2 separate regions of the Homo sapiens genome follow, and region 1 is linked to region 2. Evidence: read pairs that join two places in POLR2A ChIA-PET (ENCODE). Cell type or tissue: GM12878. All regions are shown on one strand.

Region 1 (4,000 bases), 440 kb before region 2:
GAGTCAAAAAGAGAAAATGTGTGAGGCTAAACAAATACTTGAGTTTTCAACCAATCTAGCCATTGACAAATTTATACTGAGTGCCTACATGCTCTGCAATGTGCTGGCAGACATGAAAGAACAAAGTCTGACTTTATACAATCTGCAATCTAACTTGGGAGGGGGAAAAAACCTAACATATAATCTGGCAAGACTATTAAATCAGTGAGACTGATTACACCTGTAATCTTTATAGGCAGTCTGGAACCCAAATTTCATTGCAAGTCAATTATTTGGAATTCAAAAGCAATTTCCCACAGAAGTAATGTCATACATGGCGGTTAGGTTCCCAGGAAAATCCACAAGTCTTTTAAATTTATATTGTTCAAGCACCATAGAATCTAACCATATATAGAAGTGCTTCTGTGGGAAAATATGTCTAGAATTCTAACTTGGGATGCCAGGAACAGATCTCCTCGTGCTGCCAGGAATATGATGAGATTAGGACACCTTTTATCAAAACCAGCCAAGTACAGAAAATAATTCCCCCAGTCATTCACAGGGACTCTCAAAGGCTCCAACTGGGCAGGGCCTAGGGGAAAATATTTGGAGGGAAGAGCAGAGTGGGCGGAATTACCTCTGAGTAAGACCAGATCTTTTTTTTTTTTTTATTCTGAGGGCTTTACTTTTTTCTCTATTAGCTTTACTCTCTTCCTCTATTAGTCCCTGTTAATTCTGACTCCAAGTCTTCTCCTTCCCTGGCCCACAGAGGAATAGAAAGCAGTCTCATAGTTTCTGTCTTGTTTCTTGAAGTAAACACACAATTTTGGTGTGTGTGTGGGGGGGGGCTTTTGCTAGGAGGGTTTTTTTTTTAAATAAAGGATACCTATAATAATTTATCATGTATTTTCCATGTAAACTCTGTCCCTCTGTCTCCACTTTCTCCCTAGTCTTGCCATCAGAAAATCCTACTTTGTTTAATAATGGCATTATGGTTGTTTTAAAAACAGAATACTTATCTTTCAGAGAGACTAATGAAGTATTTAAAGAGGTAGTGATACGTTTGGAATTTGCTTTGAAATAATCCTATGGGGGGATATGAGAATGGTGAAATATAAATAAAGCAACTTGAAGATGGGTAGTGTACATTAGTACACTATTCTGCCTACTTTGGACTATGTTTAAATCTCCTATAAGATGTTTAATATAAAACAACAATGGTGGCTGGGAATCCCACCTTGAACTTGAACTACTGCCAGGATAGGATGAGGGGCTGGGGTAGGGTGGGGACAAGGACAGTAAGTAATGGCAGCTGAGAATGGAGGGTTCTTGTGGCCATTAGGCTGAGGTAGAAGTTCCCAGGTGGCTATTCACTAGAGTCAGGGCCTGACATAGGTACAAGAAAAGTTCAGAAAAGGGAGAAGATGCATAGGCTTGAAGAGCAAAGAGGAGATGGAATTTGAGTTCAGGCAGAAAGAGGTAAGATTTAGTTGGCTTGAAGGTAGAGAGAGGGAATATTCAAATCAAGGAAAAGGCATGAATATGGACAGCAATATGGAAAAGAGCATGCGCATCGCTTACGGAGTAAAAGGGAAAGGAAGCTACATTTGGTTTGTCAGCAGGGGAGTGGAGGATGACATGTTTAAGAAGATTAACTTGATGGCAGTGTGCAGAACTGCAGTCTGGGGAATGCTGCAGTAATTCAGCCTTCAATGGTTATGGTCCTTGACATGAGGTGTGGTGCCAGAGTCAGAGAAAAGGCAAGCAAAACAAAGAAAAAAAAGAGGGGATGAGGGGTGTAGGCACGAAGGCTAGAGAAGGAAATGAGAAAGGTATCTAATAGGTCTCTACTGAGACTGAGTACATGTGTGTTCACTACAAGAGAGAGCATAAAGAAGGTTCCAGACCACAGAACAAAAGCTGAGGAGTATCACTTCGAGAAAACAGGAAAGAAAACTAAGAGAAAACACAAAGGAGCAGTTAAAATGATTTAAAAAGGAAAGAAGTCAAGCACTTTGGACCTCAAGGGCAGAAATGCTTCAAAAAGACAACAATAGTTAATAAAACTAGATGCAGAAGCCATGTAAGAGAGAAAAGAACTAAGGCAGTCACAGGATGTGGTTAGATTATAGGAAACGTATGAGAGAATAGTTTTAGCACAGAGAAAATGAAAATCACTTTGTAGGTACTTAAGAGGAGTATAGGAAAATAAGGAAAATAGGGTAAAGACCCATTCAAGTGGCCAGGTAATGGCTCACACCTGTAATCCCAGCACTTTGGGAGGCTGAGGCAGGAGGACTGTTTGAGCCCAGGGGTTCAAGACCAGCCTGGGCAACCAAGTGAGATCTCATCTCTACAAAAAAAATTTTTTAAATAGCCATGCACAGAGGCTAGTGCCTGTAGTCTCAGCTACTCGAGGGGTTGAGGCAGAAGGATCGCCTGAGCACGGGAGGTCAAGGCTGCAGGGAGCTGTGATCAGGCCACTGCACTCCATCTTGGGCGGCAGAGTAAGACCTTGTTGCAACAAACAAACAACCTGTTCAACTAAAGAAGCAAGAGGAAGAAGAAATGATTACAGGATGAATCAAAGTACACTGGAAAGAAAGACGATAACATGAGATTCCTGAGGAAATGCAGTAGGGGTAGCATTAGAGAGGGGTAAATAAAAATCTTTCTCTCTAACAGGAGAGAAGGAAGAGTAAAGTTGGGACAATGCTAAGTATGGTGTACATATGAAAGAGTAGCAGGAAATAAAAGAAGGGAAGCTGGGCCAGTCCAGTGAGAACCTTGAAATGAGGAGCTTGGATATTGTACTGTAGCTAAAGGTGCACTATGGGAAGGCCAATGAGGTCACCCAAAAGTATTTATTTTTACTTTTTAGTAGAGACAGGGTCTCACTATGTTGCCCAGACTGTACTCAAACACTTGGACTCAAGAGATTCTCCTGCCTCAGTCTCCTGAGTAGCTCGAACTATAGGCACACACCACTGTGCCCAGCTTTGAAAACATTATTTTAAGAAAATTAATATGATGGTAGAGTATGGAGTATGAATTGACGGCGGGGGGGGGGGTGGGGGGAGAAGTAGACTGGGAGTAGAGAGTCTAGTTTAAGAATCATTTTCACCACCATTTCATAGTTTCTTGCATCGTGACTACAAGCCACCTTCCTTTACCTTCTTCCTGTCCCAGAGTAATTTCCAGGGCAGCTTTGAAAACGGCTGCATTCAGTCAAAAAGGAAAAATCAGCTAGACTTTGGTCTAGCTAATTTACAATGGCTTGGTTAGGACATAAACAGGCAACCTCAATATCCGTTCAGGAGCTGTACATAACTCACGTGAAATTCAGGAGTGTCTTGAAAATAGCTATAAGCACTCCTTTCCTCCCATAAAAGAATAGGACTGTTTCTTTAAGCCCAGGAGATGCTCATCTCCCTATGCGGCCACTACTCATTCACTAAGATGTCAATTTTGCCCTAAGTTACGCATATCATATAAATATTTCTTGAGGCATAATTTTTGGATGCTGAAGAAATATAAAATATAGTCAAGATGTTATTTTAGATTAACCACAACATATCAGACCAGACTCTGACAGGTGACTAAGCACTTTCTTCCATGCTAAAATAAGGAATAAGAGGGGTTTTACTATCTTATGATTCTGCTATGGAAGATTATTATTATTTTCCTAATTAAGTACTATCCAAATGTGAAGGGAATTGAAAAAATTCTCTCGGCTGTTAAAAGCTCTAGCCTGATATTTATATCCTATGGACAAATATGTAGTTCACACAAAATAAGTAACTCAACCTGAAGGCTTGAAAACAGGCAGTGAGGGACAGAGATAGGTTTCAGTTTGTCCCTGGCTCTCCCCGACTGCCCAGCTTTTCTTTCTGACCGTCAGACCTGTGTATCTTCAGCAACTACAGGCCTATATCAACCTTCCAGAGAATTCTTCACATACTCTCACAATTGTGTAAGGATTAATCCTTATGATAAATCTCTTAATCTCCAGCTTCACAGT
Region 2 (4,000 bases):
ATGCCGCAGGCTCAGCTCCTTCATTGTTAAGGAGAATGAACAGCAGCCAGACCACACCAACCGGGGTACCACAGAGCCTTTGCAGATCAGTCAAGTATCTTTGATCTCCAAAGACACAGAGCCAGTAGAATTAAACTGTAATTTTTCTTTTTCAAGGAAAAGAAAAATGAGCTGTACCATCTGTGGTCATAAATTCCCTCGAAAGAGCCAATTGTTGGAACACATGTATACACACAAAGGTAAATCTTACAGATATAACCGATGCCAAAGGTTTGGTAATGCATTGGCCCAGAGATTTCAGCCATACTGTGACAGCTGGTCTGATGTCTCCCTGAAAAGTTCTCGCTTGTCACAAGAACACTTAGACTTGCCTTGTGCCTTAGAGTCAGAGCTCACACAAGAAAATGTGGATACTATCCTAGTTGAGTAGCAGCTTCTCTTTCAGAATTTTTATACCAATTCTGAAAAAGAAAATTTGCGTGGCATTTTTAATTCATAAATTATTTTCCTCCTCAAGTTTCATTGACTTTTTTTCTTCACAGCTTATCCATGGTTTTAAGGTTGTATATATTAGATCTTCTCATAAGACATATTAATATGTGGCTATTAAAATGTAACATTCAATTACTACTGTGAACTTTTCACAAACGAAATAACAATTTAGAAATCAGAAATCAATGTAGAAATATGGAAACCTTAAATAGTTATTTATAGAATTCTAAGTTTTTCCAGTTATAGAATCAGTAAAATCAAATTGAATATAAAGTAAATGAAATCTGTTTTAAAGCATATTCTAAACTATCACTTCTGCCTACATTTCACATGAATTCACTCCTACCAGGATTATTTTTAAATATTTTCTTCCATATAGGAAATTAATAGTTACTTTAATGCATAACTGTATGTTATACATATGTTATAATGTATAAAAATTTATTTTAAGATATACCAAATCATGAGTAGTTTTATTTTTTAACTACTAGCTCCACAACATCTTACCTACATGGCTTCTCTTTACTTTTTAACATTGAGTATACCTCTTTTTTTTTTTGAGACAGAGTCTCTCTGTGTCGCCCAGGCTGGGGCGCAGTGGCGCGATCTCGGCTGACTGCAAGCTCCGCCTCCCGGGTTCACGCCATTCTCCTGCCTCAGCCTCCTGAGCAGCTGGGACTACAGGCGCCCGCCACCACGCCCAGCTAATTTTTTTGTATTTTTTTAGTAGAGACGGGGTTTCACCGTGTTAGCCAGGATGGTCTCGATCTCCTGACCTCGTCATCTGCCCGCCTTGGCCTCCCAAAGTGCTGGGATTACAGATGTGGTATATCTCATTTTTAATAAAAAAAACAGTTAAAGGGAGAAGAGTCAGAGAGACATTAAAAAATATTTAAGAAACAGTAAGATATACACACATAGATAAATAAGCATGCAGAGACAGAGACTGAGCTAGAACTGCATTGACTAAAAACCCCAGGGTTGTTAACTTGGTCTAGAGTGTTTTCTTAGACACCTTAAAAAGTAATTTGAGATTTTATGACCAGAGGTTTACATGAGTTGAAAGAGAATGATGATAAAATATAAATCATGTTTCTACCCTCAGCGTCAGGATTTTTGGGGCTTCCTGGGTTGATTTTAATTTTCTAAAAATCACTGAAAAAGTAATTTTTCAGTGGCACAGTTTTCACTTTTTTCCTGATCCATAAAACCAGCAAAGTGGATACATTCAGTGTTCTATAACTACATTTAAGATCCATGATGTTAGCTTTTCCTCTATAAATCAACTTAACTCTCTTTTATAATGGTGACACTTACAAAGCTAAAACCCCAGGAAAATTAAAGTTGATGAAAGAAATAACAGATTCCCCGGCTCTATATACCTGGGAAATAGCTGGTTAAGCTTCACCACAAAGGATAGATCTAAATTGTTTCTGAAATGTTTAAATTTCAAACCCCGCATAGTCAAGGATAATAAAACAGACTCATCTTTTTTTGCCCTCTTGTTAAATTCTAAGCTTCACGGGCATTTGAATACATCTAAAAAATTTGGTTTGTGAGCCTTAGAATTTAACCACTTACAAAACTCTTGAGCTCCCTCCACTTCTGAGGACGTTTCCTGACACATTCAACAGCATCAGCGTCCAATCAGGAGGGAGCTCAAAGAGTAATCCAGCTAATTCTAAGGACACAAAGGTTTTCTCTAGGTAAACAGTTTAGGTAAATTACAAAGTGGTAAGTTTTTCTTGAGGATTGAATGAAGAAAGCTACTGGATATTGTGTAAGGCAGTTGAGTTTCTGCCTTAAACAAGTGAGTAAAGGCTCCTATGGTTAAGACTGATGTGTGTTGAGAGCACATCTAACTTGATAAGATCAATTGTATTGGGAGTAATTAAAACAAATGTATGTTCTTTGGGGTCAGAACTTTGTCTAATCTTAAACTTTTTTCTACCAATTCACTTAAGCAACTATTGAAATTTGTACTGCCCTCAAAAATATCATCTCATTGGAAGAACACAAGTATTAACATTGATTTTTTGTATTTTAGGCTAGTTAAGATATATTTCCTAGCCTTCTTCAATTCAAATTCTATTGTTCTTATTAAGATAATTTTTCTCCTCTATATTCTTCCCTGTTTGCCTACTCATTATTATTATTTTTTTAATTTAATTTTTTTTTAAGATGGAGTTTCACCCTTGTTGCCCAGGCTGGAGTGCAATGGCGTGATCTCGGCTCACTGCAATCTCTGCTGCCTGGGTTCAAGCGATTCTCCTGCCTTAGCCTCCCAAGTAGCTTGGGATTACAGGCATGCACCACCATACCCAGCTAATTTTGTGTTTTTAGCAGAGACAGGGTTTCACCATCTTGGTCAGGCTGGTCTGGAACTCCTGACCTCAGGTCATGCACCAGCCTCGGCCTCCCATAGTGCTGGGATTACAGGTGTGAGCCACCGTGCCAGGCCCACTCATTATTCTTTGACACAGGAAATCCTTGTATATAGCTAAAGGGTGGAGGTAGAGTTGTACATGGTTGGTTGGATAAGACAGCAAGTGCCTCAGGGCAGAGTTTGGATAAATGGTAAGAGTTTGCTAGCAGCTGATTGGCCGTGATAGACAACACTCATTTAAAGCAGAAATATATCTGTTCGTTGAGAGTTAAGAAAATAGTGGTTAACTGTATTTCTATTCTTATAGTTCCTTTTAATATTAGAAATTCAAAGCAAATGCTCTTTCCTTGTTCCTTAAAACATTCATTCTGTTTAGGAAGTGGGAAAATATCAACTTCATTTTATAGAAAAAAAATCCCAAAAGCTGAATTCCAGAGATGCAGTGAATAGTGGTGTGGGACTGACCCCCAGTTTTTGTTATTGTTGTTTTCATTTATTCTGCAGGCTTTTTTTTTTTTTTTTTTTTTTTTTTTTGAGACAGTCGTGCTGTGTCGCCAGGCTGGAGTGCAGTGGTGCAATCTCAGCTCACTGCAACCTCCGCCTCTCGAATTCAAGTGATTCTCCTGCCTCAGCCTCCTGAGCATGTGCCACCATGCCCAGCTAATTTTTGTATTTTTAGTAGAGACAGGGTTTCACCATGTTGGCCAGGATGGTCTCGAGCTCCTGACCTCATGATCTGCCTGCCTCAGATTACAGGCATGAGCCACCGCGCCCGGGTCTGCAGGCATTTTTTAAAGTAACTGTCATATGCCTAACACTGTGCCCTGAGTATTATTTTTTAAAGACATGATTGCTCACTGAGAAAATTTGCTTTGTATTTTAAAAGTTCTTCCAGCTAGGCCAGGCGTGGTGGCTCATGCTTGTAATCCCAGCACTTTGGGAGGCCGAGGCGGGCGGGTCACGAGGTCAGAAGATCCAGACCATCCTGGCTAACACAGTGAAACCGCGTCTCTACTAAAAATACAAAAAATTAGCCGGGTGTGGTGGCACACACCTGTAATCCCAGCTACTCGAGAGGCTGAGGCAGTGGAATAGCTTGAACCCGGGAGGCAGAGGTTGCAG

Evidence for each region. ChIA-PET counts read pairs that join two places held together with the same protein. Peaks named below come from ENCODE experiments on the same cell type or tissue, not always from the same donor. Only the 100,000 strongest peaks of a DNase experiment are listed, where the experiment ranks them.
Region 1: POLR2A ChIA-PET joins it to region 2 with 5 read pairs; 3 of 35 experiments call an interaction of 5 or more read pairs at or near these places.

Annotation. Positions count from the first base shown.
Region 1 is chr14:64,926,767-64,930,766 of GRCh38, reverse strand. The region is part of intron 3 of CHURC1-FNTB (CHURC1-FNTB readthrough); the gene reads right to left. All of the region lies in intron 3 of CHURC1 (churchill domain containing 1), which reads right to left. Among named protein-coding and RNA genes, the nearest start is that of GPX2, 14 kb to the left of the region's middle. RefSeq lists an enhancer at 1,693-1,762. In GM12878, no CTCF peak of the experiment used is centred here; a DNase peak (open chromatin) is centred at 1,896; H3K27ac peaks cover 1,510 bases.
Region 2 is chr14:64,483,353-64,487,352 of GRCh38, reverse strand. It overlaps ZBTB25 (zinc finger and BTB domain containing 25), which reads left to right. Exons shown (of 3, transcript NM_006977.5): 3 at 1-4,000. The coding sequence ends at 430. Among named protein-coding and RNA genes, the nearest start is that of ZBTB25, 18 kb to the left of the region's middle. In GM12878, no CTCF peak of the experiment used is centred here; no DNase peak of the experiment used is centred here.